2 separate regions of the Homo sapiens genome follow, and region 1 is linked to region 2. Evidence: read pairs that join two places in POLR2A ChIA-PET (ENCODE). Cell type or tissue: GM12878. All regions are shown on one strand. Each heading gives the region's core, and the rest is flanking DNA. Links, peaks and the distances in the headings are about the cores only. Region 1 has its middle 38 kb from the start of FURIN. Region 2 overlaps CRTC3-AS1 (CRTC3 antisense RNA 1).

Region 1 (4,385 bases), core at 108-4,107, 160 kb before region 2:
GCCTTGGCCTCCCAAAGTGCTGGGATTACAGGTGTGAGCCACCACGCTCAGATTTTGTCAAGGTTTGTAACACTTTTACTTTAAAACCATAATTCTCCCAGTATTTAGTCTTTTTTTTTTTCTTTTTTGAGAAGGAGTTTCACTCTTTCTGCCTGCAACTTCTGCCTCCCGGGTTCAAGTGATTCTCTTGCTTCAGCCTCCTGAGTAGCTGAGATTACAGGCGCACGCCACCACGCCCAGCTAATTTTGTATTTTTAGTAGAGATGGGGTTTCACCATGTTGGCCAGGCTGGTCTTGAACTCCTGACCTCCAGTAATCCACCCACCTCAGCCTCCCAAAGTGCTGGAATTATAGGCGTGAGCCACCATGTCTGGCCGCCTTTTTTTTTTTTTTTTTTTTGAGATGGGGTCTTGCTCTGTCGCTCAGGCTGGAGTGCAATGGTGTGATCTCAGCTTACTCTAACCTCTGCCTCCCGGATTCAAGTGATTCTCCCTACTCAACCACCCCAGTAGCTGGGATTACAGGCACTGGCCATCATGCCTGGCTAATTTTTGTATTTTTGTACACAGAGTTTCGCCATGTTGTCCAGGCTGGTCTCAAACTCCTGAGCTCAAGTGATCCACCCATCCTGGCCTCTCAAAATGTTGGGATTACAGGCATGAGCCACCATGCCTGGCTATCAGCATTTAGCCTTATAATGAAATTGAAATAGATTCCATTCCATTCTTTTTTTTTTTTTTTTTTTTTGAAGCAGAGTTTTGCTCTTGTTGCCCAGCCTGGAGTGCAGTGGTGTGATCTTGGTTCACTGCAACCTCTGCCTCCCGGGTTCAAGTGATTCTCCTGCCTCAGCCTCCCAAGTAGCTGGAATTACAGGCATGCACCACCACGCCTGGATAATTTTTGTATTTTTATTTTTAATGTATTTATTTATTTTTGAGATGGAGTTTTGCTCTTCTTGCCCAGGCTGGAGTGCAATGGCGCGATCTCCGCTCACGGCAACCCCTGCCTCTGGGGTTCAAGCGATTCTCCTGCCTCAGCCTCCTCAGTAGCTAGGATTACAGGCATGCGCCACCACGCCCGGCTAATTTTGCATTTTTAGTAGAGAGGGGGTTTCTCCATGTTGGTCAGGCTGGTCTTGAACTCCTGACCTCAGGTGATCTGCCCGCCTCAACCTCCCAAAGTGCTGGGATTACAGGCTTAAGCCACCACACCCGGCCTTCCATTCCATTCTTTAATGACATTTTGTCCAGGTGCCTGAAGAGTTTTTTCTTTATCCTTAAAGTTCAGTAACTTGGCCGGGCGCAGTGGCACATGCCTGTAATCCTAGCACTTTGGGAGGCCGAGGCGGGCTGATCACCTGAGGTCGGGAGTTCGAAACCTGCCTGACCAACATGGAGAAACCCTGTCTCTGCTAAAAATACAAAAATAGCTGGGCATGGTGGCACATGCTTGTAATCCCAGCTACTCGGGAGGCTGAGGCAGGAGAATCGCTTGAATCGGGGAGGCAGAGGTGGTGGTGAGCTGAGATCTTGCCATTGCACTCCAGCCTGGCAACAAGAGCGAAACTCTGTCTTGAAAAAAAAAAAAAAAAAAGTTCACTAACTCAGCCAGTATGTTCCTATGTTGGTCATTGTGAATTTGCTTCCCTGGAGTAGTCATGCCCTCGCAGTCTGTAGAGTTGGTTCTTCGTTTCAGGAAGACTTTCTCTAAATAGCTTTTTGTTTCAGTTGTTGGATAATCTACTTCAGGGAGTGCAGTCACCCTGATGTTGGAAGGTCTGGGACCCATAATGGTCATTTTCTCTCTAATTGTTTTAATTTGTCTTTTTCTCTAAATTCACTGCAATTATTTCAAGTTTCTCTCCCACACTATTCCCTTGCTTTTCAGATGCATGTACTATGTTGTAACTCTGTTTTTAGATGTGTCATGGTCCTGTTTTGGTTAATGCGTTTCCTCCCCTCTGCAGTTTCTTTGCATTTCCTGATATATATATTTTTTTTGTCATCTCTCCTTTTTTTCTTTTCTTTGAGACAGAGTCTCGCTCTGTCACCAAGGCTGGAGTGCAGTGGTGCAATCTTGGCTCACTGCAACCTCTGCCTCCTGGGTTCACACCATTCTCCTGCCTCAGCCTCCTGAGTAGCTGGGATTACAGGCGCCCGCCACCACACCCGCCTAATTTTTGTATTTTTAGTAGAAACAGGGTTTCACCATGTTGGCCAGGATGGTCTCAAACTCCTGGCCTCAGGTGATCTGTCCGCCTTGGCCTCCCAAAGTGTTGGGATTACAGGCGTGAGCCACCGTGCCTGGCCTGTCATCTCTTCTTTGTGCTCTTTTCATTCAACTTTTTTTTTTTTTTTTAAGAAATGGGGCTTCACAAGGTTGCCCAGGCTGGTCTCAAACCCCTGGGCTCAAGTGATCCTCCCACTTGGCCCCCCTAGCAGGTGGGCCTGACAGGCGCGCACCACTGCACCCGGCTCGTGCTTTTTATACCTGGTTCATATTCTCATTCACTTTTGTCTAGCGCGAAGCTATCAGTTCCAAGAAAGCCACTCAGGTCCTTGGCTCTGCTGGCTTTCAGCTGTGCCCCTGTGTGATTTCCTTCCCTTTCCTGGCACTTGCGTGTAGGGAGGCGTTGCAAGTTTTTTTCATCTTGCTCGGTTAGCTAACTCCTGACGTTTTACTTGTTCTGCTACGGGAACCTTCCTGTCTTCCCCGAAGAAGGGCAGTTTTGAGGCTGCATTGTTTTCAGTTGGGTAGCCTGAGTGCGCAGAGGTGGGTGGGAAAGTCCCCCCGGCTGAGGCCACCCTGCTGGGGGCCACAGGTCTTCTCTGTCCTGTCATCCCCTAAACATCCTGTGCCCAGCCTTCTGCCCTACTCCTCACCCCAGCAGCTGAACACGATAGCCTTGGAGGTCCCTTCTCACTCTGTCACCCAGACTGGAGTGCAGTGGCAAGATCTCGGCTCACTGCAACCTCCGCCTCCTGGGTGCAAGCAATTCTCCTGCCTCAGCCTCCTGAGTAGCTGGGACCACAAGCGTACCATCACAGCCAGCTCATTTTTGTATTTTTAGTAGAGATGGGGTTTCACCATGTTTGCCAGGATGGTCTTGGATTCCTGACCTCAGGTGATCCACCCACCTTGGCCTGTTGGCTCACTCTTTTCCCAAAAATTTGTCATTGTTGTGCATGTGGTCAGGTATTGGGGTTGGGGAGTTCGCCCCTCATTCTGCCTTCTAAAGTCTGAACTCCCCTCCTCAGGAGGCTCTGCAAAATGCCAATCTCCAGGGCCTGTCCACCCCAAGAGCAGAGGTCCGTGGGTCTGGGTGGGACCTCTCCCTCCCGCCCAAGTGATGCACCTGAGCAGGCTTGGGGTTGAGAAGTGCAGACTCATCCACCAGGAGCATTTGCATTTTACTCAAATTAAAGAAATGCAGCCCTGCTTATGTAAGTCTATATGGCACTGAAATTGAACAGTCCTGGAATGTCCAAGTGGGTGGGCGGACTTGATTATCAGCTTCCAGTGAGGGTCATTCTATTGGTGAGGCCTCGAGGCACAGAGAGGCGAAGTGACTTGCCCAAGGTCACCCAGCATGTCGGCAACAGGCAGGTTTGAAGAACTGGAAATGGTGACTCCAGACCTGGGGGCTGGGATCAGGGTGGCCCACTTCAGGGAGCAGGAAGGTCTTAAAAATTTAATTTTAATTTTTTTTTTTTTAAGACGGAGTCTTGCTCTGTCGCCCAGGCTGGAGTGCAGTGGCGCAATCTCAGCTCACTGCAACCTCCACCTTCTGGGTTCAAGTGATTCTCCTGCCTCAGTTTCCCAAGTAGCTGGGACTACAGGCATGTGCCACAACACCCTGCTAATTTTTTCTATTTTTAGTAGAGAAAGGGTTTCACCATGTTAGCAAGAATGTTCTCGATCCCCTGACCTCGTGATCTGCCCACCTCGGCCTCCCAAAGTGCTGAGATTATAGGCATAAGCCACTGCACCAGGCTAAATTTTAATATTTTTTTTTGAGACAGAGTTCACTCTGTCCCCCAGGCTGGAGTGCAGTGGCATGATCTCGGTTTGCTGCAACCTCCACTTCCTGGGTTCAAGCAATTCGCGTGCCTCAGCCTCTCGAGTAGCTGGGACTACAGGCATGTACCACCACGCTCGGCTAATTTTGTATTTTTAGTAGAGATAAGGTTTCACCATGTTGGCCAGGCTGGTCTCTAACTCCTGATCTCTAGTGATCCGCCGGCCTCGGCCTCCCCAAGTGCTGGGATTATAGGCGCGAGCCGCCGCACCTGGCCAGGAAAGTCTTTTAGTATGAGGAACCCATTATCATTTCCGGGCCTCACAGAAGAAATGGTTGTGGCCTTCCCATGGGAACTTTTGATCTT
Region 2 (4,385 bases), core at 198-4,197:
CCCAGATGAGAACTCATCTTTCTCCCTTCTAAGCTGGGCTGTTCTTTTTTTTTTTTACACAGAGTTTTGCTCTTGTTGCCCAGAGCTGGAGTGCAATGGGGCTATCTCACCTTACCACAGCCTATGCCTCCCAGGTTCAAGCGATTCTCCTGTCTCAGCCTCCTGAGTAGCTGGGATTACAGGCATGCGCCACCACGCCGGGCTAATTTTGTATTTTTAGTAGAGACAGGGTTTCTCCATGTTGGTCAGGCTGGTCTTGAACTCCCGACCTCAGGTGATCCACCCGCTTCAGCCTCCCAAAGTGCATGGATTACAGACGTAAGCCACTGCTCCCGGCCTGAGCTGTTCTTTACTCTCATGGTTGGCATCCCCATCCAACCAGGTCCCTGGGTGGCCTCTGACTTCTGACAAGTGACACTTCTTGCCAGAGGACTACCCCGAACTCACTGGTAGCTCACTCATGAGGCTCAGCTGGGGTAGGCCCAGCTGTACCTCCAGTCACCCCTGTGTCCATGTTCATCAGGCACCACACAGGCATGTTCCTCAATGCAAATCTGATCTGACACTGCTCTGCACTGAACTCCTTGGCGTCTCCCCCTGCTCCCCACCCCTCCAGCCCCTCCCATTGAGCGCCTCTCAGTTTCCCTCATGCCTCCAATTCCCCAAATGTCTTTCCACCCAAGCTCCCCGTCTCCTTGCTACCCTAGGCGTGTTCTTCAAGTCTCACTTTATCTGTTAACTTCTGGAAATCTGTGCCCGATCTCACACTTGGAGTTAGGCATTCTTCCTATCATGGGCAGGGTGAATAGTACCTTCTACAGTCATCATGATATAAACACTTATGAGGGCCGGCCGCGGTGGCTCACACCTGTAATCCCAGCACTTTGGGAGGCTGAGGTGGGTGGATCACGAGGTCAGGAGTTCGAGACCATCCTGGCCAAGATGGTGAAACCCCGTCTCTACTAAAAATACAAAAAATTAGCTGGGTGCGGTGGCGGATGCCTGTAATCCCAGCTGCTCGGGAGGGTGAGGCAGGACAATCACTTGAACCTGGGAGGTGGAGGTTGCAGTGAGCTGAGATCACGCCTTTGCACTCCAGCCTGGGCGACAGTGCAAGACTCTGTCTCAACAAATAAACAAACAAACACTTTTGATTTCTTTGAACATTGTGATGTAACTCTCTGGGGAAGATCAGCAGGGGGAAATGGTGTGTTTGTGTATAGGTGTTGAGGGGTATGGTCAGAGAGCTTAGTCTCCATTTTTCAGAGTAGGAAGTTTGAAGTCAGTAGATGGTGGTTCAAATTGAAAAAATCAATAGACATATAAGCTTTATTATTTAGAATTAGAAATGTAAATATTTTTAAAAACCCAAGAGTTTGACAACTACAGGGCTGGATTAGGGGGCTGTTGCTATATAACTGATGTTTAATGTATAACTAATCAAACAACAACTACATTAGGAAAATAAGTAAAACAGATCAAATCAGAGCTGCTCTGTGTGGGGTAGGAGGGCAGCTCCAGCCCATCCCTGGGACTCTCAGAGCACAATTTGAAACTAGACGCAGGCCAGGTCTGGTGGCTCATGCCTGTAATCCCAGCACTTTGGGAGGCCAAGCCCAGAGGATCTCATGAGGCCAGGAGTTCAAGACCAGCCCGGGCAACACAGTGACACCCCATCTCTACAAAAAAGTTAAAAAGTTAGCCAGGCACAGTGGCATGTGCCTATATTCCCATCTACTCAAGAGGCTGAGGCAGGAGGATCGCTTGAGCCCAGGAGTTCAAGGCTGCAGTGAGCCATGATTGTGCCCTGCACTCCAGCCTGCACGACAGAGCAGGACCCCGTCTCTTAGAAAGCAAACCCACAAACAACAACAACAACAACAAAAAACAGAAGCCAGGCAAACCATGGTTTCACGAAACTCCCTGGAAATGAGAGAACTGTCTAACACCTTGGATGAGAAATAGCCATTTGAACAATTAATTTGTGATTCAGGATGGGAGAATTTTGCCACATTTAGTTTCTACAAAGAAGCAAATGCTGCCATTTCTCTTTTGAGGTTTATTCAACATTTAGAAAGCCTGGGCAATATGGTGAAACCACGTCTCTACAAAAAAGTTTTAAAAAAAATTAGCCGGGTGTGGTGGCATGCACCTGTAGTCCCAGCTACTTGGGAGGCTGAGGTGGGAGGATCACTTGAGCCCAGGAGGCATAGGTTGCAATGAGCCAAGATCTTGCCACTGCACTCCAGCCTGGGAGACAGAGCCAGAACATGTCTCAAAAAAAAAAAAAAAAGAATCTAGAAGAATAAATCTACCAATCATCACTGGCCCCACATCTAAGCAACTGTGTCTTTCAGAGATGGTCTCTCTTGGCTGGTGAGGTACCTTCCTGGTCCTTCACTGAGATTCAAAGGGGGTGTCTTGAGAAAGAGCGACAGAAAAAGCTCTGTTCCCAGAGCTATCTCTGAAAACATGTAGAATTTTTTTGGCAAAATCTTGGCCATATTAAATCAAGGAAACTGCATATTTTAATTAGGTTCTTCCTGGGCCAAGTTTTTACATAGATTTTCAGCAATGTTAATGCATGATATATAAGCATAGAACCTTGATGTCAGGAAGAGGCTGTATGAAGATACTAATGCAACATACTGCATTTAGAAAGCCTTTCACCCTGAATCATATAGAACAGAAACATCTTTTTACGATCTCATTTCACAGTCACATGTGAAATTTATCTTTAAGCCTTAGGAATGTACATATATTTCTATATATTTGTAAAATCTGCAGAAGGGAGCACAAGGCATTAGGAGAGTTACATTCAGGCTTTTCTGCAGGATTTCCAGGAGCACCTCTTTTTGTGGGGTTTCCTTAACATAGAAGCGTTTTATTTTCTTTTTCCCCTTTAAGAAAAATTTAATTTTTTGTTTTGTTTTGTTTTGTTTTGTTTTGAGATGGAGTTTCGCTCTTGTTGCTCAGGCTGGAGTGCAATGGTGCGATCTCAGTTCACTTCAACCATCCGCCTCCTGGGTTTAAGTGATTCTCCTGCCTCAGCCACCCAAGTAGCTGGGATTGCAGGCACACACTGCCATGCTTGGCTAATTTCTGTATTTTTAGTAGAGACGGGGTTTCACTATGTTGGTCAGGTAGGTCTCAAACTCCTGAACTCAGGTGATCCATCCACCTCGGCCTTCCAAAGTGCTGGGATTAAAGGTGTGAGCCACTGCTCTTGGTCCTTGATTTTTTTTTTTTTTTTTTTTTTTTAAGACAAGGTCTTCCCTGTTGCCCAGGCTGGAGTGTGAGTGGTGTGATCATAGCCCACTGTAGCCTTGACCTTCTGGACTCAAGCCTCCCGAGTAGCTGGGACTACAGTGTGTGCCACCATGCCTGGCTAATTTTTTAATGAAATGGGGGTCTCACTTTGTTGCCCAGGCTGATCTTCAACTCCTGGGCTCAAGCGACCCACCCCCTTCAGCCTCCCAAAGTGCTAGGATTACAGGCATGAGTCACTGCACCCAGCTAAAATTTTTTTTTAAGACTTAATTTTTTTTAGACCAGGTTTATGTTCACAGCAAAAAGGAAGGTACAGAGAGTTCCGGTGTACTCCCTGCCAGCCTCCCCGATGATTAACATCCCCTCAGAGCAGTCCATTTTTTACAATCCATGAACCTACACATCATCATTGCCCAGAGTCCACAGCGTACATTAGGGTTCACTCTGCTGTTGAACATGCTGTGGGTTTGGACAAATGTACAATGACATGCATCCATACAGAGTATGGATGTATCATACAGAGTAGTTTCACTGCCCTAAATAGAAGCCTTTTTTTTGAGGTGTGTCCCCAGGTTTTGCCCTTTAGCTGAGAACTCTCACACTCACTGCCACTCCCAAGAGTGGACTGTGTCCCCATTCCAACCCCACGTGCTCACACAACCACAGGGCAGAGGGGGCAGCTGCCCCGTGGGGAAGTGCCCCAGAGACTGAGCCCATTGCTCAGTCTGCCCTGGGGATCTGGATGGGGACATCCAGAGACAGGGTCAGTTAGTGTAATCACCAAACTTGTTTGGATCATGGAAAGACCCACGTGTTTCAGCAGAGGTGAGGGAGCAGCTCTGCACAGCGGGGAGAGGGGAAAAGTAGGTGAGCTGGGGAAACAGGGAGAAGAGATTTCTGTCCTGAGGCAGGGACAGTTGGAGACAGAGTCAAACAGGATTCAAGTGATGGCAAGATGGAAAGACAGAAACAGGGACACAGTCGAAAAAAGATGCCACCGAGCAACAGAGGCGCAGACAGAAAGGAAGGCAAGCTGGGCCTGCTTTGGCTCCCCCTGGACATCCCTGCCCCCAGGCCTGGCTGCTCCTCAGCGCAGATTCCCAGGAGCTGCCTGG

What was found. Peaks named below come from ENCODE experiments on the same cell type or tissue, not always from the same donor. Only the 100,000 strongest peaks of a DNase experiment are listed, where the experiment ranks them.
Region 1: POLR2A ChIA-PET joins it to region 2 with 5 read pairs; 3 of 35 experiments call an interaction of 5 or more read pairs at or near these places.

Annotation. Positions count from the first base shown.
Region 1 is chr15:90,828,471-90,832,855 of GRCh38, reverse strand. No RefSeq gene overlaps it. Among named protein-coding and RNA genes, the nearest start is that of FURIN, 38 kb to the left of the region's middle. RefSeq lists an enhancer at 2,677-2,766. In GM12878, for the core only: no CTCF peak of the experiment used is centred there; no DNase peak of the experiment used is centred there; H3K4me3 peaks cover 423 bases; H3K27ac peaks cover 320 bases.
Region 2 is chr15:90,666,810-90,671,194 of GRCh38, reverse strand. All of the region lies in intron 2 of CRTC3-AS1 (CRTC3 antisense RNA 1), which reads left to right. Among named protein-coding and RNA genes, the nearest start is that of LINC01585, 8.8 kb to the right of the region's middle. In GM12878, for the core only: no CTCF peak of the experiment used is centred there; no DNase peak of the experiment used is centred there; H3K4me3 peaks cover 812 bases; H3K27ac peaks cover 2,403 bases.